7 separate regions of the Homo sapiens genome follow, and regions 2, 3, 4, 5, 6 and 7 are each linked to region 1. Evidence: chromatin contacts called from ENCODE Hi-C or POLR2A ChIA-PET data. All regions are on one chromosome and are shown on one strand. The core of a region is the stretch at or near the end of the contact, and the rest is flanking DNA. Distances in the headings are between cores, read along the strand shown.

Region 1 (3,807 bases), core at 1,238-3,737:
AACTCCATGTTTCCTACCTGGAGCAGCAGCAGTGGAGGGGGCAGGACCTCCTGCTGGTGCAGCACCAGCTGCTGGAGCAGGTCCACCGGCCCCTACATTGCAGATGAGGCTCCCAATGTTGACGTTGGCCAGGGCCTGCAATACATGTGCATGCATAGGTAAACGCCCAGTTCTGTCCTTGTTAAGCACTCACGCAGCCAAAAACGAAAAGTATCCCCCATTCCAGGTTACAGTGATCAACCCCTAACACTATATACAGTGAGTTCCACATCCATGGATTCAACAGTGGAAAAATAAGCATGTGTACCAAACATGTAGACTTCTAAAGTATACAGGAGGATGTGCATAGGTTATATGCAAATACATTTATATAAGAGATGGAACATCCTGGGATTTTGTTATTAGTGGAAGGTCCTGGAACCAATACCCCAGACACTGGCTTTTCTTTGCTAACAGCCAAGACTTAGGTTACAGGGCAACGCACTACTGTTCAGCTTTGAATCTGATAATTACATTCCTATATGTTAAGAACCTCCTGAGGCAGCTGATTTCCCTCCTTTTACAAATAATATGTTGGTAAAAAAAAAATCCAAACTTCCTGAAACACTCAAATGAATATTCTTTCCACAGTTCCATGTCTCCTCTTAACAGTGAATTCAAATTTTCAGTCTACTAAACAAATATAGGACTTCAAAAGGGGCTTGTTAAATATGACATAGGTACAATGTTTTCAATCTTTCAAAACTCTTTAGAGGTCACAACCCTGGAGTTAGATGCTATTAGCTTCACTTGACAGAGATTAAGTAACCTGTACAATGGAAAATAGCCAGTGCAAGCTCCATGACCAGGAACCTCTTTATTAGTCTTTTATATCCCAACACACAGTACCTACTGTGTCAATGAAGTCCGCTAAACCCAAATGTCCATCAAACCATAGGTTTAATGCAAGAATTTACTGAAAGAATTTGCTTGCGGGCCGGGAGCGGTGGCTCAAGCCTGTAATCTCAGCACTTTGGGAGGCAGAGGCGGGGGGATCACGAGGTCAGGAGATCGAGACCATCCTGGCTAACATGGTGAAACCCCGTCACTACTAAACACACACACAAAAATTAGCCAGGCATGGTGGCGCACGCCTGTAGTCCCAGCTGCTCGGGAGGCTGAGGCAGGATAATGGCGTGAACCCGGGAGGCGGAGCTTGCAGTGAGCTGAGATCGCACCACTGCACTCCAGCCTGGGTGACTCCGTCTCAAGAAAAAAAAAAGAAAAAGAAAAAGAATTTGCTTGCAACTTAACATGCGTAGTACCTATCTCCCGAGTGACCCTTTTTGGGAATAAATGACCTGATTCACATTTTTTTTAACCATGGTTTCAGAGCAAAAGGGAAACCAGAGTCTGATAAGGAAACGTAAGACTTGACAAGCTGAAATCTTATTAGCTCCTAGAGATATACATGCAACGAAAAACACCTAGGAGATCCAGCGGCATGTGGGGCGTTATGGCACCGCTGGGGGTACTTTAGCATGTACAACTGCCCTCGTAAATCAGCAGGCCTTACCACAATCACTTTGCCACCATCACCTTACCTTTGCAAACAAGCCAGGCCAAAAAGGCTCAACATTTACACCGGCTGCTTTAATGAGGGCATTGATCTTATCCTCCTACAACAAATAAAAACGTCAATCCATCAAAACGTAGCGTATGTAATATCTCCAAAATGCTGCACGTCACTCAATAAGTGTACATAACATGTTTAACCAGCTCAAATATTCTATCACAAGCAAAAGAGATGTGTGCCAGGCGCCCTGCAATGAGGCGAGCCCATCACTGCTGTTTCACGGGCTGGGACTTGCCTGAGTCACGCGGCTATTTTTAAGTTACAAGACCTGGGAGGTGGAGCCGAGCTCGGGCGCCTTCCTCCACGACCGGGGGAATTCAAGGCAATTACACCGAAAGAGGTCCGAGTAAGTGTCCCTGAGAGAGACGAGGCACGGGTCAGGGTGCCCAAGCACTGCGGAAGAGCTTTTCTACACGAAGGCTCTTGGAGCCGGAGCGCCCAGCCTCAAGCGCACTCCATGCCCGCTGGGCCCGCACGTGGTCCCGGGGGCCCAGGACCTGCCCGGAGAGAGGCCCCAGCCCCGAGGAGCGCCCGCCCTATGCGGCCTGTGTTCGCGGCCTGGCCCCGGCCGGAAGTGCTCAGTCGAACGGCCTGGAGCCGGGAACCGCATGGAGAGCCGAAAGTCACCGCCCACAGGCAGCCCGGCCGCCGGCCCGCGCCCGCACTCACCGTGACTGTCACCTCATCGTCGTGCAGAATGAGGGCCGAGTAGATGCAGGCGAGCTCGGAGACAGAGGCCATGGCGCGGGCGAGTGTAGGGCTGGCGCTGCCGGACGCGGTGCTAGTCGCCGGATGAAGTGAGGGCCTCACCCCAACGCAGCCTTAGCTTCCTCGGAAGGACCGAGCACCTTGGCGGCAGCTGAGGAAAGGGGCTCTCGCGCCTATACGCAGCCTCTTATGTGTCCACGCGGACCAATCGGCGCCCGCACCGGGCGGAAGAGGCGGACCCAGGACCCACTGAAGGCGCCTGCGCACTGCGCCTGATTGGTTCTTACTGTTGAGAAAGTTTCTCAGCGCCTGCAAATACGGTCCCACTTTATTTGGGTAAATTATAGGACCTGAGAACGTTAAAAACACTTTTAGGTTAGGGTTGCCTAGGTATTCGGACTTCGCCTCCGTTGGTTCCATGAGTTGCTTGACTTGGCAGGAGCTCCGCTGTGGCCCTGGTGACATTGTTCGTAATCTCCTGGTTAGGTCGCGGCCTTCCCAGCCGGCGCTGACCCTGAGAGTAAGGGCTGCGTCCCAGCTTGGAGGCCCCTGCTTAGCGCAGGACCTTGGTTGAGATAGGTAGATGTAGGAGGATGAGAGAAACTAACAGCGTTATGCTAGCAGAAGCCGTAGAGCGCTTACTATGTCCCAGGCACTGAGCCACATTCTGCAAGGATTCACGTAATCCTCACACACCAGGAGTTGGATGTTATCTCCATCTTGCATATGGCAAAATTAAGTCTTAGAGCTGGTAAACTAGCCCAAGATTATGTAGTTACCGCGCAGTGGAGCGTGGATTTGGAATCTAGAAGCCTAACTTAGACCCGGTAGCTAACTCAAGATTGCATAGTTCCGCGCGGTGGAGCGTGGAGTTGGAATCCAGAAGCCTAACTTAGACCTGGTAACTAACCGAAGATTGCATAGTGCCGCGCGGTGAGCGTGGAGGTGGAATCCAGAAGTCTAACTTCACTGCCTAGTGCTTGGGGGAAGGAGGGATTATGGGTAAGCTGTCTACAACCCGTTATTTGTTATCTAAACCCAATTTAAATTCCTACCTTCAAAAATGGTCATCTTTGCATTCCTCGTGGAATTTGCTTAGTTTACCGGAAAGTTAGTTCTATGTATATATATCTTTTTTTTTGGTGGGGGGGGGGCACCTTCTTTGTTTAGTCCATCCCATTATTTAATAATCATCTCTGAAGAAACATTTCTGTTGGAATCCACCGATCTAGAGTCCCACTTGGGTCAATCTTAACTACAAACATAAATATTTTCACATCCGGAATTTTTTAAAAAAGCATTTATAAAGCTATCAAACTTTTAAAAAATAAAGCTGTTGAGTTTTCATCCAAATCTAAGCAGCCATTATAGTGGAATTTTGGTCAAGAAAGGTTAAAGCTATTAAAAAATCCAAACATTTCCAAAGCTACAATGAGTCAGTCCAAAATACTGTTTGTCCAGCAGTGTACATAAAAAACTGATCT
Region 2 (3,851 bases), core at 228-2,727, 1.1 Mb before region 1:
GGCGCTATTGGCCATGTATGATGAGAACTAAAAAGGGGAAATGCTTGACTTATTTTGTCAACTTCATCAGTGAATGCTTTAGAATCCTCAAAAAAAAAAAAAAAAAAAAAAAATCACAGCTGAGCTTTATTGAGTGGATAATTACCATGAGCCAGCCATTGTGCTAATCCTTCTGTGACAGTCAGTCTTACATGTCACCTTGCCCTGGCCAGGGTCTCCAGTTATTTAAACACTCATGTAGGTGTTGCTGTGAAGGTCTTTTATAGAAGCCATTAAAGTCCAAAGTCAGTGACTTTACATAAAAGGAATTATTCTAGACAATCTGAGTGGGCTTGATTCAATCAATGGAAAGGCCTTAAGAGTAGAACCGAGGCTTCCGTGAAGGAGAAGAAATTCTACTTGTGGACGGTGGCTTCAGCCTATGCCTGAGAGTTCTAGCCTGCCTTTCCTGATGGGCTGCCCTACAGATTCCAGACTTGCTTAGCCAGATCCACAATTGCATAAGCCGATCGCCTGAGATAAATCTCTTAATCTATATCTCCTACTGGTTCTATTCTTTGGTTGAACCTGGGCTGATACACCTTCATACAGATCAACTTACCTAATCCCCTTAAGAATATGGTGAGAGTTACGGTTCCTATCCCCATTTAAGCGGGCACACAGAGAAGGCAGGCTGGTCCCCAGGCAATGGTGCCAGGATTCAAACCTCAAGCCTTCTTACTCCAGGGCCCCAGTCCTCACCTGCCACGCCAGAGGATGTCAGAGGGAGTCGCATCAACAGCAGCCAGCCCTGGGTATCTGACCGGTGTGAACTTGTGATTGGGTGGTTAGGACCAGGGTTGAGAGGAGTGGTAGCAGCCACCCATGGCAAGTCACTGAGGGAGCTACGTCTAGGGGACACACGCATTTTAACTTCACCTCTCGGCAGCCAGCTGTCTTTTACCTTGAGCTCCCTGACACTGGTGTACACAGAATGTTCCCCGGCATCTTGCATTTGTTTATATTTTGTTTTAGACTCATCTGTGGGTGGCTTATTCTGTTTGAGTGTTTTCTCACGGGGTTGAGCTTACTGAAATTCACTGAAATGTTCAGGATCAGTCCTCTAACTGAACTCTTTCCTCTGATGTATTCATTCCAAGAGACATCTGAGCTGCCTTCTTCACAAAGCAGCACCCAGCTTGCGCCAAAGAAGAAAGGCAGGTGGTGCCTCAAAAGGAATTCGGGGGCATCAAATGGCTTGGCAGTGACACCTGGCTGTGCATACGCCACACTTGGGTGGAAATTACTCCTCAAAAGTGGTAACTGAGAGGAAAATCTTTGGGTCCAATGTTTGGGGTGCTCATTTCCCATGTTTTAAACTCGAGTAAACTCTGCGGTGGCATTTGATTTGTCTCCACGTGACAGCTCAGACTCAGACTACTGCTTGCCTTCCCCTCCCTCCCCTTCTGTCTCCAGCCCACAACCCTGTGGCCTCTCATTTCCTGCACCCGCAGGCTTGCTGTGGAGGACGGAACACAGGCAGCCTGGACTGGAGGGTGGAACGCGTCAACTTCCAGCAATGACTTCCAGAAAATGCCAGATGGAACAGGGGCAAAAATAAGAGTGTATGTTTGTGTGTAGGTGGGGGGAGGGGTGTGTGTTGTGTGTATGTGTGTCGTAGAGTGTATGTGTTGTGTGTGTGCTGTGGTGTGCATGGGCTATTGTGCATACTGTGGTATATGTGAGCTGCTGTGTATGTGCTGTTTGTGTGGACTGTGGTGTGTGTGCTGTGGCGTGTGTGTGTATGGACTGGTGTGTGTGAGCTATTGTGTGTATGCTGTGGTGTGTATGTGCTGTGTGTGGTGTGTGTGTGCGCTGTGGTATGTGTGTGCACTGGTGTGTGTATGCTGTGTGTGTGAACTATTGTGTGTGTGCTGTTGTGCATGTGCACTGTCGTGTATGTGCTGTTGTGTGTGTGCGCTGTGGTGTATGTGCTGTGTGTGTGTGTGCTGTAGTGTTTGTGTGCTGTGGTTTGTGTGTGTGCTGCGGCGTGTGTGTGAGCTATTGTGTGTGCTGTGGTGTGTGTGTGTGAGAGCTGCTGTGTGTGTGCTGTGGTGTGTTTGTAAGTTATGTGTGCTGTGCTGTGTGTGTGCACTGTGGTGTGTGTGTGAGCTGTTTGTGTGCAAGTTGTGTGTTCTGTGTGTGTGTGAGCTATGTGTGTGCTGTGGTGTGTGTGCGAGTTGCTGTGTGTACTGTTGTGTGTGTGTGCACACAGGCATGCGGTGTCAGGGGAGGTGTGGAGCAGCAGTAGGAGGGAGGCTGCTAATAGGAGCAGGGGGTATTGGTATTGGTATTGGTTGCAGCCTGAGAAGTGAAATGTAAAGCCAGAGGACAAAACTCAAAGTCTGACCTGGCGGGGCCTCCAAGGAGTGTGGCTGGGAGAGGAGGCTCAGTCCAGAGGAAGCAGATGAGGGGTTGAGACCAGTGCCCATGACTTAATGACTGAGTTTTAAGAACTAGGGTCTTATTTTCTCCGTCTCTGCCTCTGTCTTTCTTGTCTCTCCCCATCTCTCTCCACCTGTCTGCCCCTGTCTCTATCTCTCTGTCTCTCTCCATCTGTTTCTATCTCTATCTCTCTCCATTTGTTTCTATCTCTCTCCATCTGTGTCTGTCTCTCTCTCCATCTGTCTCTGTCCCTGTCTCTCCATCTGTCTCTGTCTCTGCATCTCTCTGTGTCTCCATTTGTCTCTGTCTCTCTCTCCATTTGTTTCTGTCTCTATCTCTGTGTCTCTCTCTCCTTCTGTCTCTGTCTCTATGTGTCTCTCTCTCCAGTCTCTTTGTCTCTGTCTCTCTCCATTTGTTTCTGTCTCTCTCTCTCCATCTCTGCATCTCTCCATCTCTCTCTCTCTCTCTCAACTTCTCCCTCTCCTCCAGTCTCCGTCTCTCTTTCTTGCTCTTGGCATGAGTGCATGTGTGTGCATGCTGGCTCTTTTTGTTTTGAAGCAGAAAAGCTACTGAGTGGCTCACAGAATCACCAGAAAGAGGAGCACTCAGGCCTTCAAAAGTACAGGAACAAAAGGCAGAATCATATCCCAGAACAGGCCAGTGAGGACACCGTTGCTGGCACCCTGCTGGGTCCTGGATGCCGCCTACTGGCACTGCTGCTGTGCAGCTGCTGGACCCTGGCTGCTGCTGACACCAGAATCAGGCAGCTTTTCAAAGACCTGGCATACCTCTGCTGGGAGGCTGAGGTGACATGAGTCCCCAGAGAACCCAGCTGGATAGGTGAGGCTGGCCCAACACAGCCCTGGGATTCTGGAATATTGTTGGAAATTAAAGAGACAATTATGGTCAACTCTTATACTGGTTGAATACAGAGTGTAGATCAGGAATTTCAAACTCTCATTTTATTTTGCAACACCAGCAACCCTCTTCCTAAGTTCTCATACAGATTTTAGGGGAATCTCTAATCTCTCGTAAAATGAATGGATTATTGGTCCAACTTCTCTTCCCAGTACCACAGGGGCAGTCTCCTGAGAAGGGAGTTGGCCAAATGGACTGGAGTAGGAGGGAGGAGAAAGAAAATTGAAGACTCAAGATAATGTGGAAGAGGGAGATGCTGGAATCTTCCAGCTGTAGATCCCTGTTTTTTGTTTGTTTGTTTACTCTGGGGCATGGGCAAAAAAAAAAAAAAAGAGAGAGACCTAGACCTGCTTTGTCCTCAAAGGTGTGTATGTGTGCATATGGTGGTTGTGTGCAGAGGAGGGGCTTACCTGCTCTATATTTCCTCTTCACATCCACCGAGGGAGAAGGGCCATTTCTCTTGATGACGCAGAGGGCTGAGGAATACTGAAGGGACGTTTGCACAGAAC
Region 3 (3,491 bases), core at 132-2,631, 1.1 Mb before region 1:
AATTCTCTTCTCTTGCCTCCAAGCCTCCACTCAGGTAACCTGGCAGTGGGGAAATTGAGAGGTGCAGTGTCCACTCACTAATGATGAAGGTGAGATGTGGATGCATGGAGCACATTTTAGAAAAGCCCTGGCCTTTTATAAGGACCTGGGCCTTCCAGTATTTTCCTTGCCATCTCACCACCTGCTAACACATGCTGTGCACATAGGAGGTGCCAGGAAAATGTGTGTTATTCGAATGGAACTGAGAAACCGTTCTAGTCTAAACCCTGAGGCCCCCTGGCTTGCCCCCTCCTACCATGCCCATCTAGTTTTCAATGCCAAGCTCTCACGTCAGGGTTTTTCATCTCCATCTTCCTGTTGTTCACTTTAGGGGAAGGGTCCTGCTTGGACTATTGCAGTAGCCTCCAAGTAGCTTGAACTTTGCTCAGACTCTCCCCTCCCCAATCTGCTAAGCAGATTGTTGACAAGATTCTCTGCAGTTTGCTGCTTTGATGATGTCCCTCTCCAGCTCCAAATTGTTACTGGCTCTCCATTGACTACAGGTAAAATGCAGACTTCTCAGCCTGATCTTCCACAATCTGACGTCAGCCTACCTCCTCATCCTGCCTGGGCCTGGAGGCATGCCAGCCAATTCAGACCACTTGCCATTTTTCTTTTTCTCCTCTGCATCTGGAATTGCTGTCAGTGAAACCTTCTCTTTCCCTCAAGGAGCACCTTGAATGCTGGCCCCACATCACCTTCCTGACCCTGTCAGCTCAAAGAGGTTTCTCTGCATCTGAACTCCATGTGTTCCAGTCTCTGGGTCCTTACCATGCACTGCTGGGGCATGCTGTGTGCTGGCCGCCGTCCCTCCTCATGCTCAGAAGCAGAGCCTATGACTTAGTCACTTTGGTCTCCCCAGCGCCCAGAGCAGATATTTGCACAGAAGAGGAGCTCAATAAATGTTTGTTTAATGAATGAATATATAATTCTAACCCAGTGCCCTGCTTTCTTACAGTGACATTCAAGTCATCCTAGGCCAAAAAAAAAAAAAAATGCCTATTTACCTTCCAAAATTACCTCTCATATTGGTCAAAATTAAAATAAACACTTGGCGGATTAAGACCTGGCCTGTCATATTGTATCTGACACCATTAAGAACCAAGGTTGGGGTGCCTCACGGTTGACTTCCACTGATCTAAGATGTCAACAACAATGTCACCTGCCTGATAGGGTGACATCTGAGCTCCAAGGCATGCACTCCTGTCCTTTGGGCGCTCACCCCCGGCTTCATGCACCCTGTGCCCTGGGTCAGTGCCTGCCTCTCTGATTCAAGCCTTCTTCTGGGCGACTGGGCCTTTGATCTTGGGTTATGTTCCTGTTTTGCTTTCACTTTCCAGCTCTTATCTGCTAGAGTGCTTTGAGTGTAAGCAACAGGAAGTCCTGTGGCTAATGTAGGCGTTAAGGAGTTTATTGGAAGCATGTAGCAGAGCCCATGGAACTGAATGGAGGGCAGAGAACCAACTCAGAGCAATTAGAATTGGGATCACAAACAGGGTGGGGTGTGGGGCTCAGAAACAGGAGCTATTGATAAAAGAACTGTTTTTTCGTTTTTTTGTTTTTTTTGAGACAGTCTCGCTCTGTCACTCAGGCTGAAATGCAGTGGCGTGATCTCAGCTCACTGCAACCTCCATCTCCCGGGTTCAAGCAATTCTCATGCCTCAGCCTCCTGAGTAGCTGGGATTACAGGTGTACGCCACCATGCCTGGCTAATTTTTGTATTTTTAGTAGAGATGGGGAGCTTTGCCATGTTGGCCAGGCTGGTCTCAATCTCTTGGCCTCAAGTGATCCGCTTGCCTCGGCCTCCCAAAGTGCTCAGGAGGCTGAGGTAGGAGAATGGCATGAACCCAGGAAGCGGAGCTTGCAGTGAGCTGAGATTGCTCCGCTGCACTCCAGCCTGGGCGACAGAGCAAGACTCCATCTCAAACAAACAAACAAACAAACAAACAAAAACACTGCTGGGATTACAGGTGTGAGGCACCACGCCTGGCCTGAAAGGACAGGTTCTTAAGGGGTTGCCATTGCTGCTCCTACTGCCAGGGCTAATGAGTGTCGACCATTTTGTCTTTTTGCCACTCTGCTGCAGATTCAAACTCCAGGGAGAATCCAAGTGGGCCTAGCATGTGCTTCTGTTTCACCATCTGCTGCTCTATCCCTGTTATTCTTTCCTGGTTTTTGCCCATCCCTCACAGTCCCATCCATCACCCGATACCCACCCAGACATGCATAGAGCACCCCACAAGGGGTTTCCAGGGTTGCCTCCATGAGGGTGCTGGATTTCTGCCTAGCCCAGGTAACACATCCTTCTGAGCAGTGATACAAGCAGCAGTAGGACAATTAGCTACCAAGGGAATTGTCCTCTGCTTATCCATCATTGTAGAAAGTAATGAGTGACTTTAAATCACAAACCTTATGTTTTCTTTCCCATGGCATGAAATGCGTAGGTCAATTCTCAAAGCTTAGTGACTAGTTCTTGTACTAGAAATGCAAACTTGAGGACAATTTACTCATAAACTAATTACTTGTCCTTCCCGGGCATTAGCAATGGGATCTGCAGGCACAATAGACATATTCACATTGTTGATCCCCGTTGTTCCAAGACCCACATAAGCTTCCTGGGAAACGGATCTGAGCAGAAGTCAAAAACACAGTATTCCTTATTTCTACCCGTTGGACTTGTGGGTTCACTTAATGCTAGCTTTCTCCCTAATGAAAGGCAAGGGAAATATCAGCTAGAAATTTCATAATCAGAGTGTTTGCCTCGTTTGCTATTTTTAAACACCACAGACTTTGGAACTAAGGATGTGCATTAGTCTGGCAAATGCTGCTGGTAGATGTGGACTGAAGCTCCTGTCTGCAAAGGTACAATTGAGAGGACAAAGAGCGGGCATAAATAATGGATTAAGAGTGGCTCTGATGAGAGCCTATTCGTCCTGCAGCCTCAAAATGAAAGCACGCAGCCGATGACTCATTGGATAATAGTAAATATGATGGGCTCATAAAACCACTGGTTCCCCCGGGGGCTGTTCGGCAGGCTTTGTCTGGTCTTGAGCTTGTTATGTGCGGAAGCTACCAATTTAAGCTGCCCTTCCCCCAGCAAAGACGTGGCTCCTGGGCAGAGAGTTATTTGGGTGATTTGCAAAGTGTGGGTGGCACAGGGAGAGGCGGATTTTCCCCCAAGGGATGTTCCTCTGCACTCCTGCATGTGCCCTGGCCTGATGCCAGTTCCAGGCAGGTCCCCATCTGGGGAGATCTGGATGCTATATGGACTTCATTAAGGGGAAGGCAGAGACCTCGGCCCCAGGGAGCCAGAAATGGAAAGGAGACATGGCCTTAACATAAAGTAAGGGTTCTGACTCCAACCTGGGAGACGAATACAGAACATAAACATGTCTTTCCTCCACCACGCTAAGCAGTTCAAGCCAGAGTAGGACTGATAATAACAGAAAGAC
Region 4 (3,626 bases), core at 492-2,991, 1.2 Mb after region 1:
GCATAGAAAAGAGGATAATGTCAAACCTGACAATTCTGGTCAAATACCCAAAAATTCGTACAATTAAACTCAAAGGGCAAATCTTAGGCATAACAATGTGCATTTTTAAACTTCCCACCTCAACTAACAGTAAATGATCAAGCTTCCCCACAACATCACGGGATAAGATGTAATTTAAGAATGGCATCATCTCCCACATCAGGTCCAATGCCATCTTAGTAGCCAATATATCTACACCGAGCAACGTGGAGGAATCAGAATCATGTCTTGAGATGTCTGGCTGCGTGACAATCCCTCATGATGCTGCAGCTGCTGCTGGTTCTAGGTGCTTATTTTGACATTAAAGCCCAGCAGCCCACTGAAGGTTTTACGGAACCACTCACTTGAAGGGAGTAAAAATGGATGCCCAAATAACTCTTTCGGAGTTCTTCAATGTTAACCGCTGACCTCCTTAATTTCTGATCAGTTACATCACCAGTTCCACTAAAAGTAAAACCTGGAAAGGCAGCCACCTCCTCCAAATGGCTTGTTCACAGACTATCTAGTAGAGAAGACGACTATTAGATTTCAAGGCCGAGGGTGTGGTTATCTTCCCACAGAGGGAATGAGGGGTAGGGGCTGATGAGGACGGGCAGCAAAACATGGGATGGATTATTAGCCCTGGAAGATGAAGTGGGCATTAGTGGGGCAGGAGGTGGTACAAAAAGGGGAGAAGTGAGTACCTACATGAAGAGAGGGTAAGAGAGGGTGAGGGAGGGGAGGGCCCGTGAATTAACGAGTCCGCGCGCGTCGGAGAGAGGCTGGCTTGGGATGTACCTACCCGTCGAAGCGGACGGTGCCAGTCTGCTGAGTCTGCACCCGGTAATGTTCTAAGAGCAAGCGTACCACCTTTGCGTGTCCATTGCGGGCTGCGATGATGAGGGGCGTGGAGCGCTGCCCTCCCTGCTGGCTGACATAGCCAAGCAGATAGCGGATGTCGCTTTCAGACCGGTTGAGAAGCAAGGCGGCCAGAGTCAGCACCTTGCCCTCGCTGGCCGCCTTGTATACATAGCCAGCCAGGCCCTCCATGGCCGCCGCCAACTCCAACACCCGTTTGGTCGCCACCGCTGCAGCTGCCGTGCGCCCCCGGAGGCCGCGTTCGCCAGCGCTTTAAACCTGGGCCCTCACAGCCCATTCAACAGGGCGCCGTCGCCGCCGCCGCGCCCAGGCAGCAGTGCGGCCCAGGGAAGGCGGAGACGCAGAGGAGGCCGAGTGCCGCGAAGGGCACGTCCGCGACCCAGCCCGCGCAGGGAGGAAGGCGGTCAGGGCCGCCCGCCAGGTCCCAGGCGCCGGCCCTGGACCGAGGGGATCTCCATGGCGGACGCCGCCCCGGGCCTCAGGCCGGACCCCTCCTTCCTGCGGGATGCGACAGGCGCGTGCCCGAGCTACGGGTCGCCGGCCGGGTCCCGAGAGGACCTCGCGCACCCCGGATGGCGAAAGATGGGCGCGTCTCTCCTGACCCGGCCCACCCGGCCTAAGGCCTAACACTGCCTCCTCCTGCGCTTTCCGCCCTTCGCCGTCCCTGACTGGAGGAAACCTGCAGGCTCTCGTCCGCCGAGCTCAGAAGTGCCAGGCGCTGCCAACGGCCCCGGAGATCCTCGCGTAGGGGCCCCCGGGGCGATGCGGAACGCTCCCGCAAGAGCGGCGCCGGAACTTGGGCGGGGAGGAAGACGAGCTTTCGCAGACAGGGCCGGGAGGAGAGGGCGGGAGCGGGAGGGACGCTAAGTGGGGTGTCTCCGCCTAAGCCGACCGGCGGGCACACGCGGGCCCGGTAGAGAAAGGTTCTGCTGCGCGTAGTTGGCCCATCCCGTTTGGGCCTGGATGTCCTCAATGTCCTTGACTCCTGGAACCTCCTCCTGGCCCCTAAACGGCCCTGAGGGTCTCCAGCCAGGGAGTGGGGGCGGAGTGAGGGCGCTAAGCTGATGGGCTAAGGAGACCACCCTATTTTACTATAGACGGTGCGGGTCCTGCTTCTGCCCCTGAGCCGGGGTTAGGGAAGGGGTTGCGCGTACTCGGAGGGTCCATTTCAGGAAAAGGGCGGCGTTTCTGAGTTCCCGAAATGTGGGAGGGCTTGAGAGCCACAACACCAGGCTCTGAGAAGGGACTGGAAGTACGGCCTGACTTTCCCGGAGAAAGGGGTTAAGTGTGAGAGAAAGATGGGAGCGAAGGGGAGCTGCGCTCGCGGTGGAAGGAGCGAGGTATCCTGGGAAGGAAAGCGAGTCCCGCGTTCAGACAGAGCAGGAATCTCATCCTGAGCCGGCAGAACCTCCGTTTTCTCACAGACATCACAAGATTGTTGTTAGGATTTGAAACGATCGTTTATCCAATGAATATTAGAGGTCGACTACGTGCCAGGCTCTGCTTAGCACTAGGGATTCAGTAATGGAACAAATAAGTCAACAAATGATAGACAAGATCAGTTGAACTGGTATCATTACCATTTGCTCTGAAGCAAATGAAATAGAATGATGGGGGCACTCATTTAGTTTGGGTGATCAGACAAGACCTCTATGACAAGTGACAAGAACAGACGGTATTCTAGGCAAAGGGGACAGCTAATATAAAAGTCCTGAGGAGGGAACAGTCTGGTGAGCTCGGAAACAGAAAGGTCAGTGTGGCTGCAGCAGAGTGGGCCACAGTAAGAATGATAGATGAAGTCAGAGGATGCAACACACGTTAGGGCCTAATAACCCATAGCAAAGGGTTTAAGTCTACTCTGTGATGGGGGCATTTGAAGGGTTTTAAAGAGGGAAGTGACAAGATGCTATTTGTGTTTTTTAAAAAGATCACTCTGGCTGCTGTATGGAGAATAAACTCTGGAAGGCAAGAGTAGATAGGGGGACAGGCCTTGGATTAGGATGGTAGGAGTGAATGGTAGGTGATGAAGCTTCTGGGACAGTCTCAAAAAACTCAATATGAAAGTGACTTCCTCCCTCTTCCTCCCTTCCCCAAAGGACAAAATTTACCATAGAGAAAGAACAAATGCATTTATGTGGCTCCAAGGGACTGGGCTCGGCTCAACAAGTTCACATACATTATTTTATTTGAACCCCACCATTCCAATTCTAGGAGGTAAAGGCCTCACTTCCATTGCAGCTATTGGTGGAGGTGTGGGTCACTTCTCAAATTCTCTCCATTCTACAGCTCAGCTTTACCCACTTATTGCAGATCCCTACAGAAACACGAGTTATTTTTCTCCTTACCATAAACAAAAACAGCATTGGCAATAAGGGCTGAAGGTAAGATTCTACTGGTAGCGTCTCTGAAATAGCTGATAGAGAAGTGGGGGAAGCTGGCTGGTTTATTTGGGGACTTCAGGGTCATGAAAAAACCCAGTGTTTGACAGGGACCCAGGCTTTTTGGTCTCGGATTCACACATTCAGATGTGTGATGACTTCCTTTTCTGGCTCCATACGGCAAGCATGCACCTCATCTACCATCTGTCTCCTCTCTGCCTTTCTATCTCTCTCTGTCTCTCCATATCTCTAACTCCGTCTCCCTACCACCCTCCCTCTCCTCTGCCAACACACTTTGATTACCTGGGCACAAGCTGACCTGGAGGAGTGCCTGGCTCTTTAGAAAAACCA
Region 5 (3,624 bases), core at 279-2,778, 1.9 Mb after region 1:
ACTTTGGGAAGGCCGAGGCAAGCAAATCGCAGGAGTTCAAGACCAGCCTGGGCAACATGGCAATACCTCGTCTCTACAAGATACAAAAATTATCCAGGTGTGATGGCATGTGCCAGCTACTTGGGAGGCTGAGGTAGGAGAATCGCTTGAGCCCAGGAGGCAGAGGCTGCAGTGAGCCGAGATCGTGCCACAGCACTGCAGCCTGAGCGACAGAGTGAGGCCCTGTCTCAAAATAAATTAATGAAACAGTGTGCTCAAACATGGTAAGTTAAAGTTGTCCTTTTTCCCTTTCTCAGCTGGTCACCAAGTTCAGAGAACTCAGTAGAAAAACAAGGCTGGAATCTGTCCAAGGACATTCCCCGAAACACTTGGGGGGAAAAAACCTCTCTTCTAGATTCAGCAGTTTGCATTTGCGTGGTTGTGTCTATATGTGTGTCCCAGCCCGGGCCATGAGCTCTCTGAGGGCAGGGGTTCAGTCAGATTGATCTATCTCCCCAGGGTCCTAGACATTTGCCAGGTTTTAGTGGTTGCAATTTATCAATGCTGTGCCTGAAGCAATAAAACTGCCTCCACAGGAAGCCAGCAGTAGCCATTGCCACTGGCTCAGGTCACCAGTGGTCAAGGTGCTGACTACTCAAGTCCCTGAGTCCCCCTTGCTGGCATCCGGACACTGAGATTACCACTCACCAGCACATCCCTGAAGAGTAACTGCGGCCCGGAGTGCACTGTCCAGTCCACCGCGCCACTATTTGGGATCTTGATGCGAATTACCAGCACCTGGTTCTCCATGGCAGGAAAGGGGCCAAGGGCTAGCCACAGCATTACAGGTTAAAGAGGCTCACATCCTGGGGTATGGGAAACCCACTGGCCGCTGGTTAGGAGGGGGCTCCAAGAGGTGACAAGGGGAGTGACGGGCAGAGGACAGAGGGTGAAAACAAGGGAATGGAGGATGAGGGGGAGGGAAGAGGGGAGGGGTGATCAGGAACGCACCCGCAGGCACCGAGCCTGCCCAGGCTGTCGGGGGTCTGAGGTGTCTCCCGGGGAGGGTGCACCGGGAAGCGGGCAAAGGCCCGCAGGAACTAGCGGAGGTCGGAAGGTTCTGGAGTTGAGCGAACGCTATGGTGAAGGTCTCTGCCGCCGTGTGGGTATGAGGAGGCAGCAGGGCAAGGACTCGGTTTGGGGGAGATACAGCGGCAGGTGTCCACCGCTCGTCAGTGGACTAGGAGAGGGTCCTCGACTGGAGGGGACTCAGTCCGGGGCTATTAAGAAAGAGCCCCAGGGCCGCCACACCACGGAGAGTCCCCGCGGGAGGTTCAAGGGGCGAGTCTTCTGCCCCACCCGGAGACACAGGGCGCGGCGCGCGCAGGCTGAGCTCCGGCCACCCGAGGCCGCGCGGACTGGCGGCGGCTGCGGCGGCGGCGACGGCGGTAGCGGCGAGAGGAGGAGGAGGAAGGCGGCGGCGACACTGTTACTCCGGAACCAAAACGCGCGGCGCCGGAACCCCGGGAGCCGACGAGCGGGACCCGCCTCCCGCGGCGCCATGTTGGAAAAGGGCAGCAGCTCCCGGGAGGATGCGCCCCCGGCGTGGGAAGCCGAGGAACCGGCGCGCGGCGCGCGGCGCGTGGCGCGTGGCGAGTCGGGGAGAGACTGGTCTTGCTCGCTCAGGAGACCCTCATCGCCCACAGAGCGCCCGCGGCGACCCGGTCACGGCCCTTCCATTTCCTGACCCTGCTTAATGACAGCGAGGTGAAAACATCTACCAAACGAAGGGTAAAAGGCTGGAGTCCGCCAAAAGCCAATTTAAGGCTTAACATTGCAGACCGTTTGTCTTTACAAAAGCTTCAAAGACGGGGCTGCAGCTCCCGGTTATCCCCACTTTGTCAAGCCATGAATCTGAATGTTCGTGGGGTTGTGTGCATCGAATCAGCAAGAGCAAGGCAAGAATTCAAGAAATAGTTCTTTTTTATCCCCCCTTCCAAGTCACAGGTTCAGAGGATCATCATCTTTCTCCCACATTAGCAAAACATATTTGCATTTTTCAGTGAAGTTCTTTACCGCACGAGTGCCCTAAAATAGCAAACAGTTCCCTGTTCAAAAGCAATAGTAAAGAAATTCGCCGAAGAGTTTAATTGCCTGGGGACAGCTGCAGTAGTCGCATCATCGTCTCTTATTAAACTGTTGCAGAAATATTCGGTCTAGTCCATGTATTTTCAACTAAATAGCACTGCTTACGCAGTTGGTGATATGGTGATATCACGGAAGTAGCAATAAACCTTGGTTATCTTTTTTTTTTTTTTTTTTGAGACGGAGTCTCGCTCCGTCGCCCAGGCTGGAGTGCAACGGCGCGACCTCTACTCACCACAACCTCAGCCTCCCGGATTCAAGCGATTCTCCTGCCTCAGCACTACCACCCCCACCAGCCCCCAACCCCTGCCGAGTAACTGGGACTACAGGCGTGCGCCATCCGTGCCCGCTCATTTTTGTATTTTCAGTAGAGACTGGGTTTCACTATGTTGGCCAGGCTGGTCTCAAACTCCTGACCTCGTGATCCGCCCACCTCAGCCTCCCAAAGTGCTGGGGGGATTACAGGTGTGAGCCACCGCGCCCGGCCAACCTTGGTTATCTTCAAATGCCTTGTTACCTCAGATTTTAAAGTGCATAAGGTTGTAGAACGATGGTGCCTCTACAGAAGTTTCTTTACAAATTGTAATGTGTAGGTTCGTCCTTTATTTCTTTCTTATGAAGGTGCACGAATTGGCTTTACTTTCTGGGGTTGAATTTTGTATAAACTCGGTTGAGGAGGCTTGTCAGTTTCCCTTCTAACAGTAAGGTGCTTGATTAATGTGAGAGAAAAAAATTAATGTTGGTCATTTTCAGTTACAATACCAAAATTTTTTCTGCATACTTTACTCTGAGTTACTTTTATATTTAATTTGAAAGGCCATTGTAGGAGATAAATTATCACATTTTAAGTTACTGTAAATCAATAGCTTAGGTAGAAATTCATTTAGTCAGATCCTTCAGATATTCTAGGAATTTCCCCTTTTCACCTGCACTTCACTTCTGTGAAAAATAAACCGTTCATCAAAAGTCCTCATGTACTTTTATTAAAAGTTCATTTCCTATTATTTTAGAAAATAGACCACGAAACTAGAGATTTTCTATGAACCTGTGATTTGTTAAAATGTCTCTTTTATTCGAAGTACCGTGGGGAAAACCAACTCAATTTGCCAAATTTGCATACATATTCTGAAGCTTTTCTTACACTAATGGCAAACTCATATTTCTGTTCCAATATTTGCAGAGCCAATATAATTACACGTCAGCTCTTCATAGCCTTTATGTAGTAAGAAATCTTAACTTTGATGATTTGAGCAAGGATTTTTCCAGAAAGTTATAACTCTCATTGCGAGAAGCATCATAATCACTGATAATACATTCCACTTGATATCATAAATGACAAAATATAACTTTCTGATCTTTACCAAATTGAATACTGTCTAAATTTAAGGAATATTTAGTATTTAACATCGAAGTTGCATGTGATCTTAAGAAGTTTGCATTTAGTACTTTTTTTCATTTTATTTTATTTTATTTATTTATTTTGAGACGGAGTCTTACTCT
Region 6 (3,500 bases), core at 1-2,500, 1.4 Mb after region 1:
ACTAAACCAAAATTATTCAAGCGGAGCCCCATTTGTCACAATCCAGTCATAAGGGTTCCACCACCCCCTCCCCCAACTGCTTGTGTAGTGGTATATCTGCTACGGTAAAGAAGCCATCATCAGGTAAAGATTGGGGTGGGAGAAAAGCGGGGAAAAGGGGGCACCCTTTCATCTAATTTCGTGAGGCGTGAGTAATTGGTACTGTTAAGAGGAACGTTCTATTTATCGGGGGTTGGAGTAGCATGAGGGGAGAATTTCGTTCAAATCAACATGGCCAGCAAGATGTCCCTACAAACAAAAGGCAATGGGGGGATATAAACACGAACCATTCACCTCCATCAGCTACAGCATCGCCATCATGGTGTGTGCAGAGACCCCCAAAGGCTCCTCTCACCCTCCACACCAGCTAAGGCAAAAGAAGGGAGAGAGGTAGCTGCATCCCCCCCTCCCAACACTGCTTCCAAAGACACACTCTTCGAGGGGGTTTCTCCCCTCGGCTGCCCGGAATCAGAGAGAAAGAGTAACGTCCCGCTCACTACCTCTCAGCCGAACCCCAACGCCGGCCCGGGGCTCGCTAAACTTTACCAGAGCTTCTCCCCCAGATCCCCACCCTATCGCCCCGGGATCGCGCTTCCCACAAGCGGGGCACCCCAGGCGCTTCCTGACAAGCGAGCAGCCGGGGAAAGCCGAGTCCGGGGCGGGGGCTACTGGGATCCACGGAGGGGCGGGGCGGCCGAAGCCAAGTTCCCGGGGGTCTGAGAAGAGCGCCTGACAGGAGCCCGGGACTGCAAAGGAGGAAGAGGAAGCGGCCACGGGGAGCTTTCCCAATCCCCCCTACGAGAGCACCCTGCCCCCAGCCCCAGCTCCCCATGGGGGGCAGGGAGGCTAACTGGAAGGTGAAAAAGCCGAGCCCATGAGACAGCTGCAGCCCCTACCTCCGGACTCCCTATCTCTTCCCCCGCCACCCCCGCCAGAGGCGCCCACAACAATAACACGCCGGGGACGACCCGTCAGCGCCCCCGAGGCACCCGGGGCCCGCGGCCCGCCGCAGGCGGGCCCCCTCTGCTGAGACCGGGCGCGCCTCTCTCCCTACAACTCCAGGCCCGGGTGGAGTCAGGCCCGAGAGGCCCCCCAGGGTCGGACCCATCCCCCCTGGCAGCAGCGGCGCCGTCTCCGCGGCCGAATATTAGAAGTGAATTCGAGCTGCGCTTTACCTTTAGTTCCGCACTGTCCGCCATCTTGCGTCTGTCAGCGCAAGCGCAGTGAACTTCGCCGGGGGCCGCCGCTAGACCCGCCCCTCTAGCCGGCCTGGCCCCGCCCCGGCCCGCCCCTCCACCTTCCCAGCCCGCCTCTAGCCTCCGCCCCGCTCAGGGCGCTCGAAGCCCCGCCCCGGGCACGTACAGCTGCGAGACAGGCACGTTCCATTTAAATAATGGCGCCAAGCGGCGAGGTTTGACAGTTACTGCCCCCTCGGTCTCCCTGCCCCCCATCCTAGCTCGGCCAGCTCCTCCCGGGAAGGGCCGGAGCGAGAGGGATGCTGGCCTGAGCCCCATCTCTCTGCGGTCCGCGGAACGCTTCTGCATAGCTTCGACGCCTACGGTCACAGAAACAATGCTGTCCCCCAACCCCCAATAAGCAAGGCTTTTTCAGCACCTGCTACCTGCGAGGCTACCAGTGGGCTAAAAATAGAAATCCATTACATTTAAGGGGCCCTTAATGAAGCATTTCTATCATTATTGGCTCAGATCCTCTTGATAACGAGGGGAGGTAGGCAAGGAAGAGATAATTCCCATGGTATAGATTCAGAAATGAAAGCTCAGAGAGGAAAAGTGACTTGCACAAACAAGTATTTTAACGAGGTGGCGTAAGACAAAATTTTGAAGGTGTTCATTAACATTTTTGTTTAAAAAAGTATTTATTTAGTGACCATCTGCTTGCCTTGTGCTAACGGCTAAATATACATTTTGAAATCAAAGTCCGTGCCCTTCTGTAGTTCTCTAATGGGGAATCAGAGAAGTGAACGAACAAAGATACAATTGCAAATGTTAGTGAGTACCAGAAAGGAGCAAAAGGTCATTGAGAGAGAGAAAGGGTTTGGGAGATGTACTTAATTCTGGGAGGGTTTTATCCACTAAATTGACATTTAAGTAGACTTGATGGAAGGATTATTTCATTCCTTTTCGTCTCTACTGAAAGCCTTCTATATACCTCCTCCCCAACCCCCACTTTTACTAATCAACTTTGCCTCATAACTCATGGAAAAAATGAAAGATATCAGAAATAAACTCCCTTATCTTCTCACCATCAAAACCACCCTTATCTGCATAGTAACATTTGGGTTGCTATGAATGAAGTGTCCCTGCGCCTAGGAAGGCCAGTCCCTTTACCAGTGACCGGATTTTTTTCACGCACATTCCTAAGGATTTTACTCTTACAATTACCTACCCTCCAGCATCGTTAGTTTTTTCCCTCTCAATTGAATTGCTCCTATCAGCATATAAATATATTGAAATTTCTCCCATCTAAAATAAACTTCCTTTGACTCCAAAATCGCCTCTAGGAACTGCCCTATTTTTCTGCTATCTTCATAAATTCTTAGAAAGGTTTTTCAAGATCTCTCCAATAGTGCTTGTTCCTACCTCTCACTTCACATTCACTTCTCAGTCTACCCTGATCGAGCTTTGGCTTCCATCATCTGTATCACTTATCAAGATTACTAATGATCTTGTTTCCAAAGGCAATTGCCAATTCTCTATCCATATCTCAATTGACCTCTCTGTAGAATCGCGAATAATTGACATGGTTCCTTTGATTTGAAACACTTTTCCCCCTGAACTTACCTACACGTCACAGATAGTCCTGTTCCCTCACTGGGCCTCCTTTTTGATATGCTGGTTTCTCCTCTTTGGCTCAATCTTTAAATGTTGGACTGCTCCAGGGCTCGGTCCTTGCATTCTTCTCTATTTTATCACCAGGTGATCTCATCTAACTGGTTGACTTGAAGTCTATATGCTCATGACTTTGAAAATGCTCTCTAGCCTAAACCTCTCCATTGTCAAGAAACAAAAGTAAAACAAATTGAGATTCAAGATCTCATTGGCATTATTGCACTCCTAGAATTGGACAAAACTTCATTCCACAAAATAGAATAAATGTTGCAATGAATCAAGCAGAGGATGTTAACTTTAGAGACAGAAAATAGACTGAAGAAGGCAGAAACAACAAAAAGCAGATTGGTTATATCAAAGTCACTTTTCTTTAAGGTGGAGACGTGGAGACAGAACAGTAGAAAGAAAACTGATTGGTTAACATTGGGTTACTTCAGGTATTCTATTTTAAGGATTAAAACAGGAAATTTCATTATCATGCCTGTTAAAGATTGAAACTTCTGTTTGGAAAATTGGCTATCTCTCTTACCATTTTTTGGAAAACCAGATAACTCAGTTTTGTTTTGGTGAACATGGGTGACACCATTTTGATTTTTAGTCTGATCTGGAGGC
Region 7 (4,054 bases), core at 635-3,134, 1.2 Mb before region 1:
TTATGCTTCTGATTTCAGAGTGATCATTTAGGATCAGGAAGTCATTTCAGTAACCGTAAGTATAAAAGTATGGATTATCATTACAGTTCACCTAGTTCAAGTAAAGAAGAATGTTTATTCTTACTTGTTTAACTATACAGGAATAACTGTACAAGATATTCCTGCTGCTAAACTTCATCAGCACATGGAACTAGGAAGACGTTAAGATGACTATTGTAACTTCTAACATATTCTGATAATTACTGAAGCTCTGATTCTCCTTAGCTACCTGTATTTTAAAATTGTATATTGTATGAATTACCAAATTTGCCTTGTTGATTAGTAGACATAGACATTTGTCTTGTGATATTTAGGGTTCATTTTTTTATGGAAAGAACATAAACATAGTTTTCTAATTTGGAGAAATCGGTCTTAATGCAAGTAGGCATTTTAAAATTACATTTATGAATTATTTTTAGACCCTACATAATCTTTTTTATTCTGCAATGTTAAACAGTTTCTCTAGAAAATCTGTTTTTGTTTCCTAGTGACTATTAAACTATTCTCTCCTACAACAGTAATATTTATGCTATAAATTTAAATCATCATTTTTGTTTTGATTGATTATAAGATATATGTTTTATTATCATGTAGCCTAGTTTAAGAGTCCTCAATATTTCTGAAGTTTTAGTGATTCTGCTGAGAGAGAGCATAGAAAAAAATAAGAAAAAAAAAAACCAACCTAGTATCTGTTGTTCAGTAGATTGTAGGTACTTCTGTTTATAGAAATAATAAGGGGAAAATGGGTATTTTAGAATGAGGATACTTTTGTGTTGTACCTCTTGCTTCTCTTTTATTTGAATAATAAAGGAAATAACATCAAATTAATGTTTAGCCTACTTTAGTATGGATATTGAAGTTAAAATGTCATTCATTTGCATTTATTTAGGAAAAGAAGATATGCTTCTTAAACAAGGTCAGATGTATATGGCAGACTCACAGGTAATAACTGTTTTTTTTTTTAATTTTAAAAAACATTTAAAGAAAATTTTTGTGCCTTTATAAAGAGAGGAGAAAGCGGCATTGTACATTAAGTATATATACATAGAGTGAGGTTTTCATTATCAAAGACAAGTTGGTCCTGCTTTCTTGAGTTTAATAAAAACAGATATTGCTGTTTCTGGTGCCCTCTAGAGTGTTTTTGATGATAGTGGTTATAATAAGAGATTTGAATTATAGTTTCATTGCATTTGATGCTAAGTTTCTGTTCATTAACAGTGATTAGTTAACTCTTCATATTTGCCCATATAAAGGGGAAGACAGATATGAATAATCCAAAATATAATTTTTTGGTTTTTTTTTTTCCTCTTGATCCAGGGGAAAGGCAGTTCAGATTTAACTAACAGTAAATCTGTAGGGGTCTGCAGCAAGCTCTATCCTTGCCTCTTCAGAGGAAAGGATTCGGCTGAGGGGCAGAAGTAGGTTTAAGGCAGAGGGAGAGACCAAGGGAAGTTTTAGGGCAGGAGTGAGTTTATTAAAAAGTGTTAGAGCAGGAACGAAAGGAAGCAAAGTACACTTGGAAGAAGGCCAAGTGGGCGGCTTGAGAGATCCCAGTACCCTGTTCAGCCCTTGGCTTGGGATTTTTATGCACTGGCTTGGTTTTGGGGTTTGCATTTCTCCTCCCTTGATTCTTCTCTTGGGGGCAGGCTATCTGCATGCATAGTGGCCTGTCAGCACTTAGGAGGGGCCACATGTGTAGTGCCTTTACTAAGGTTGTGCACCTGCTCTCTAGGGGCTATTTTCCTTTACCAGTCAAATGCTCCCTGAAGAAGGTCATACATCCACCATTTTGCCTCTTAGTGCGCATGCTTGAGCCTGCTCACCCAGCTCCGGAGATCTTATCAGGAAGCCGCTGTCACCAGCTCCAGGTGTTTTCTGTCTATTGGGAGACTCTCTTTCCCTGGTGCTGGCTGTGACCAATCATTCTCTTGACAACTCTGATAACTAGCTGGGTTTCTTTTCGTGGTATTTTTATAATTCAGAGAATATTCTGTTGGATTAACAGTGAAGGTACGCAGAAGTCAAAAATCTTATTAGTTAAATCTATAATTCTATGAAATTATCTGCAAATTTAAAATCGCAGTACTTGTTTTTATTCAAGGATATGATGGTTTTCTTCAGAATTTAAAGTTCTAAGCACATTATGTACCATAAAACATAGAAATAATAAATATGTTTTGATAAAGTTGATGATATTCATGTGTGGGTAGGTGTTAATGAATGGGGGAAGAAAGACAAAATAGCACCCAGTAGCCATGGCCATTGTCCGTTGTTCTGCCAGAAATAGACTTACGTGAACAGAACTCTCAAAATGTTGTGAATGTATTAAGGAAATCATATCCAGAACTGTTTCCTTACCACAAAAATCAGCATTGTGATTTTTTTTCCATCTTACTGCCTAATCTGAAAACCCTTTGATTCCTGATGATGTGCTAACTTTCTCTAAGTTTGGCAAATAAGTATAGTAAATGTCTCATTTAGGCTTTTGTGATTGATGTCTTTTTTTTTTTCTTTTCAGTGTACTTCCCCAGGTATACCAGCCCATATGCAAAGCAGATCTATGTTAAGACCTCTGGAACTATCTTTACCCAGTCAAACGTCATACTCTGAAAATGAAATTTTAAAGAAAGAGTTAGAAGCAATGCGAACTTTCTGTGAGTCAGCAAAACAAGACCGACTGAAGCTCCAAAATGAACTGGCACACAAAGTGGCAGAATGCAAAGCTTTAGCATTAGAATGTGAAAGGGTCAAGGAGGATTCAGATGAACAGATAAAGCAATTAGAAGATGCATTAAAAGATGTGCAGAAGAGGATGTATGAGTCAGAAGGTAAAGTTAAACAAATGCAGACCCATTTTCTTGCCCTTAAAGAACACTTAACAAGTGAAGCAGCCTCAGGGAATCACAGACTAACCGAGGAACTGAAGGATCAGTTGAAAGACTTGAAAGTAAAATATGAAGGTGCTTCAGCAGAAGTGGGGAAATTAAGAAACCAAATCAAACAAAATGAGATGATAGTAGAAGAGTTTAAGAGGGATGAAGGCAAGCTGATAGAAGAAAATAAGCGATTACAGAAGGAACTTAGTATGTGTGAAATGGAGCGAGAGAAGAAAGGAAGAAAGGTCACAGAGATGGAAGGCCAGGCAAAAGAATTGTCAGCGAAGTTGGCCCTTTCCATTCCAGCTGAAAAATTTGAAAACATGAAGAGCTCATTATCAAATGAAGTGAATGAGAAAGCAAAAAAATTAGTAGAAATGGAAAGAGAACATGAAAAATCACTTAGTGAAATTAGACAGTTAAAGAGAGAACTTGAGAATGTTAAGGCCAAGCTTGCTCAGCACGTCAAACCAGAGGAACATGAACAGGTTAAGAGCAGATTAGAACAGAAATCAGGAGAACTTGGGAAGAAGATCACTGAGTTAACATTGAAAAATCAGACACTACAAAAGGAAATTGAAAAAGTTTATTTGGATAATAAGCTCCTCAAGGAGCAAGCACATAACTTAACAATTGAAATGAAAAATCATTATGTTCCTTTAAAAGTAAGTGAAGACATGAAAAAGTCACATGATGCAATTATTGATGATCTTAATAGAAAGCTTTTAGATGTAACACAAAAATATACAGAAAAGAAGTTGGAAATGGAGAAATTGCTACTGGAAAATGACAGCTTAAGTAAGGATGTAAGCCGCCTAGAAACTGTGTTTGTACCTCCTGAGAAACATGAAAAAGAGATAATAGCTCTGAAATCCAATATTGTTGAACTTAAGAAACAGCTGTCTGAACTTAAGAAAAAATGTGGTGAAGACCAGGAGAAAATACACGCTCTCACATCTGAAAACACTAACTTGAAGAAGATGATGAGTAATCAGTATGTGCCAGTTAAAACCCATGAAGAGGTTAAAATGACACTGAATGACACGTTAGCCAAAACTAACAGAGAATTATTAGATGTGAAGAAAAAATTTGAAGATATAAATCAGGAATTTGTAAAAATAAAAGATAAGAATGAAATA

Evidence for each region. Hi-C counts contacts between places; a loop is a spot of excess contacts on that map. ChIA-PET counts read pairs that join two places held with the same protein, here RNA polymerase II (POLR2A). Pooled maps may share reads with other maps.
Region 2: a pooled map shows a loop between it and region 1 (4-fold over the local background). The contact joins the enhancer-like site here to the promoter of RPLP1 in region 1. A Hi-C loop is called at or near these places in 1 of 168 maps with a recorded cell type or tissue (CD4-positive, alpha-beta T cell) and 5 of 50 pooled maps. POLR2A ChIA-PET finds 5 or more read pairs at or near these places in 4 of 52 experiments (CD4-positive, alpha-beta T cell, HEK293, activated CD4-positive, alpha-beta T cell and 1 more).
Region 3: a map of B cell shows a loop between it and region 1 (4-fold over the local background). The contact joins the enhancer-like site here to the promoter of RPLP1 in region 1. A Hi-C loop is called at or near these places in 3 of 168 maps with a recorded cell type or tissue (B cell and naive thymus-derived CD4-positive, alpha-beta T cell), 1 of 37 single-sample maps with no recorded cell type and 7 of 50 pooled maps. POLR2A ChIA-PET finds 5 or more read pairs at or near these places in 13 of 52 experiments (CD4-positive, alpha-beta T cell, CD4-positive, alpha-beta memory T cell, CD8-positive, alpha-beta T cell and 9 more).
Region 4: a loop to region 1 is called in a map of CD8-positive, alpha-beta T cell, with 9 times the contacts of the local background. The contact joins the promoter of FEM1B here to the promoter of RPLP1 in region 1. A Hi-C loop is called at or near these places in 2 of 168 maps with a recorded cell type or tissue (CD8-positive, alpha-beta T cell and gastrocnemius medialis), 1 of 37 single-sample maps with no recorded cell type and 13 of 50 pooled maps. POLR2A ChIA-PET finds 5 or more read pairs at or near these places in 1 of 52 experiments (PC-9).
Region 5: a map with no recorded cell type shows a loop between it and region 1 (8-fold over the local background). The contact joins the promoter of MAP2K5-DT here to the promoter of RPLP1 in region 1. A Hi-C loop is called at or near these places in 1 of 37 single-sample maps with no recorded cell type and 7 of 50 pooled maps. POLR2A ChIA-PET finds 5 or more read pairs at or near these places in 2 of 52 experiments (activated CD4-positive, alpha-beta T cell and activated naive CD8-positive, alpha-beta T cell).
Region 6: a map of CD8-positive, alpha-beta T cell shows a loop between it and region 1 (9-fold over the local background). The contact joins the promoter of PIAS1 here to the promoter of RPLP1 in region 1. A Hi-C loop is called at or near these places in 1 of 168 maps with a recorded cell type or tissue (CD8-positive, alpha-beta T cell) and 7 of 50 pooled maps. POLR2A ChIA-PET finds 5 or more read pairs at or near these places in 1 of 52 experiments (naive thymus-derived CD4-positive, alpha-beta T cell).
Region 7: a pooled map shows a loop between it and region 1 (3-fold over the local background). The contact joins the enhancer-like site here to the promoter of RPLP1 in region 1. A Hi-C loop is called at or near these places in 8 of 50 pooled maps. POLR2A ChIA-PET finds 5 or more read pairs at or near these places in 5 of 52 experiments (CD4-positive, alpha-beta memory T cell, GM12878, activated B cell and 2 more).

The regions. Positions count from the first base shown.
Region 1 is chr15:69,451,498-69,455,304 of GRCh38, reverse strand. RPLP1 (ribosomal protein lateral stalk subunit P1) reads right to left here and starts at 2,487. Exons shown (of 4, transcript NM_001003.3): 1 at 2,285-2,487; 2 at 1,584-1,658; 3 at 18-135. The coding sequence starts at 2,356. RefSeq lists enhancers at 1,942-2,051, 2,202-2,451, 2,732-2,781 and a silencer at 2,132-2,181.
Region 2 is chr15:70,556,982-70,560,832 of GRCh38, reverse strand. No RefSeq gene overlaps it. Among named protein-coding and RNA genes, the nearest start is that of LINC02204, 28 kb to the left of the region's middle. Within about 2 kb of position 1,477, at least 3 of the 41 ENCODE cell types and tissues checked have a DNase peak (open chromatin) inside an H3K27ac peak, as active enhancers do.
Region 3 is chr15:70,526,286-70,529,776 of GRCh38, reverse strand. LOC107984781 (a long non-coding RNA gene) reads left to right here. Exons shown (of 2, transcript XR_007064698.1): 2 at 543-1,104. Among named protein-coding and RNA genes, the nearest start is that of LINC02205, 22 kb to the right of the region's middle. RefSeq lists an enhancer at 1,270-1,319. Within about 2 kb of position 1,381, at least 7 of the 41 ENCODE cell types and tissues checked have a DNase peak (open chromatin) inside an H3K27ac peak, as active enhancers do; they include B cell, CD4-positive, alpha-beta T cell and CD8-positive, alpha-beta T cell, where a contact is called at or near this core.
Region 4 is chr15:68,275,860-68,279,485 of GRCh38, reverse strand. FEM1B (fem-1 homolog B) reads right to left here and starts at 1,741. Exons shown (of 2, transcript NM_015322.5): 1 at 821-1,741. The coding sequence starts at 1,068. RefSeq lists enhancers at 902-1,101, 844-1,745 and a silencer at 1,132-1,461.
Region 5 is chr15:67,540,534-67,544,157 of GRCh38, reverse strand. MAP2K5-DT (MAP2K5 divergent transcript) reads left to right here and starts at 1,528. Exons shown (of 1, transcript NR_186334.1): 1 at 1,528-3,090. It overlaps MAP2K5 (mitogen-activated protein kinase kinase 5), which reads right to left and starts at 1,455. Exons shown (of 22, transcript NM_145160.3): 1 at 688-1,455. The coding sequence starts at 822. RefSeq lists a silencer at 1,320-1,439 and enhancers at 2,313-2,362, 2,015-2,515.
Region 6 is chr15:68,052,065-68,055,564 of GRCh38, reverse strand. PIAS1 (protein inhibitor of activated STAT 1) reads right to left here and starts at 1,250. Exons shown (of 14, transcript NM_016166.3): 1 at 1,215-1,250. The coding sequence starts at 1,238. RefSeq lists a silencer at 952-1,451.
Region 7 is chr15:70,667,966-70,672,019 of GRCh38, reverse strand. UACA (uveal autoantigen with coiled-coil domains and ankyrin repeats) reads left to right here. Exons shown (of 19, transcript NM_018003.4): 14 at 19-55; 15 at 929-981; 16 at 2,558-4,054. Among named protein-coding and RNA genes, the nearest start is that of SALRNA2, 35 kb to the right of the region's middle. Within about 2 kb of position 1,884, at least 2 of the 41 ENCODE cell types and tissues checked have a DNase peak (open chromatin) inside an H3K27ac peak, as active enhancers do.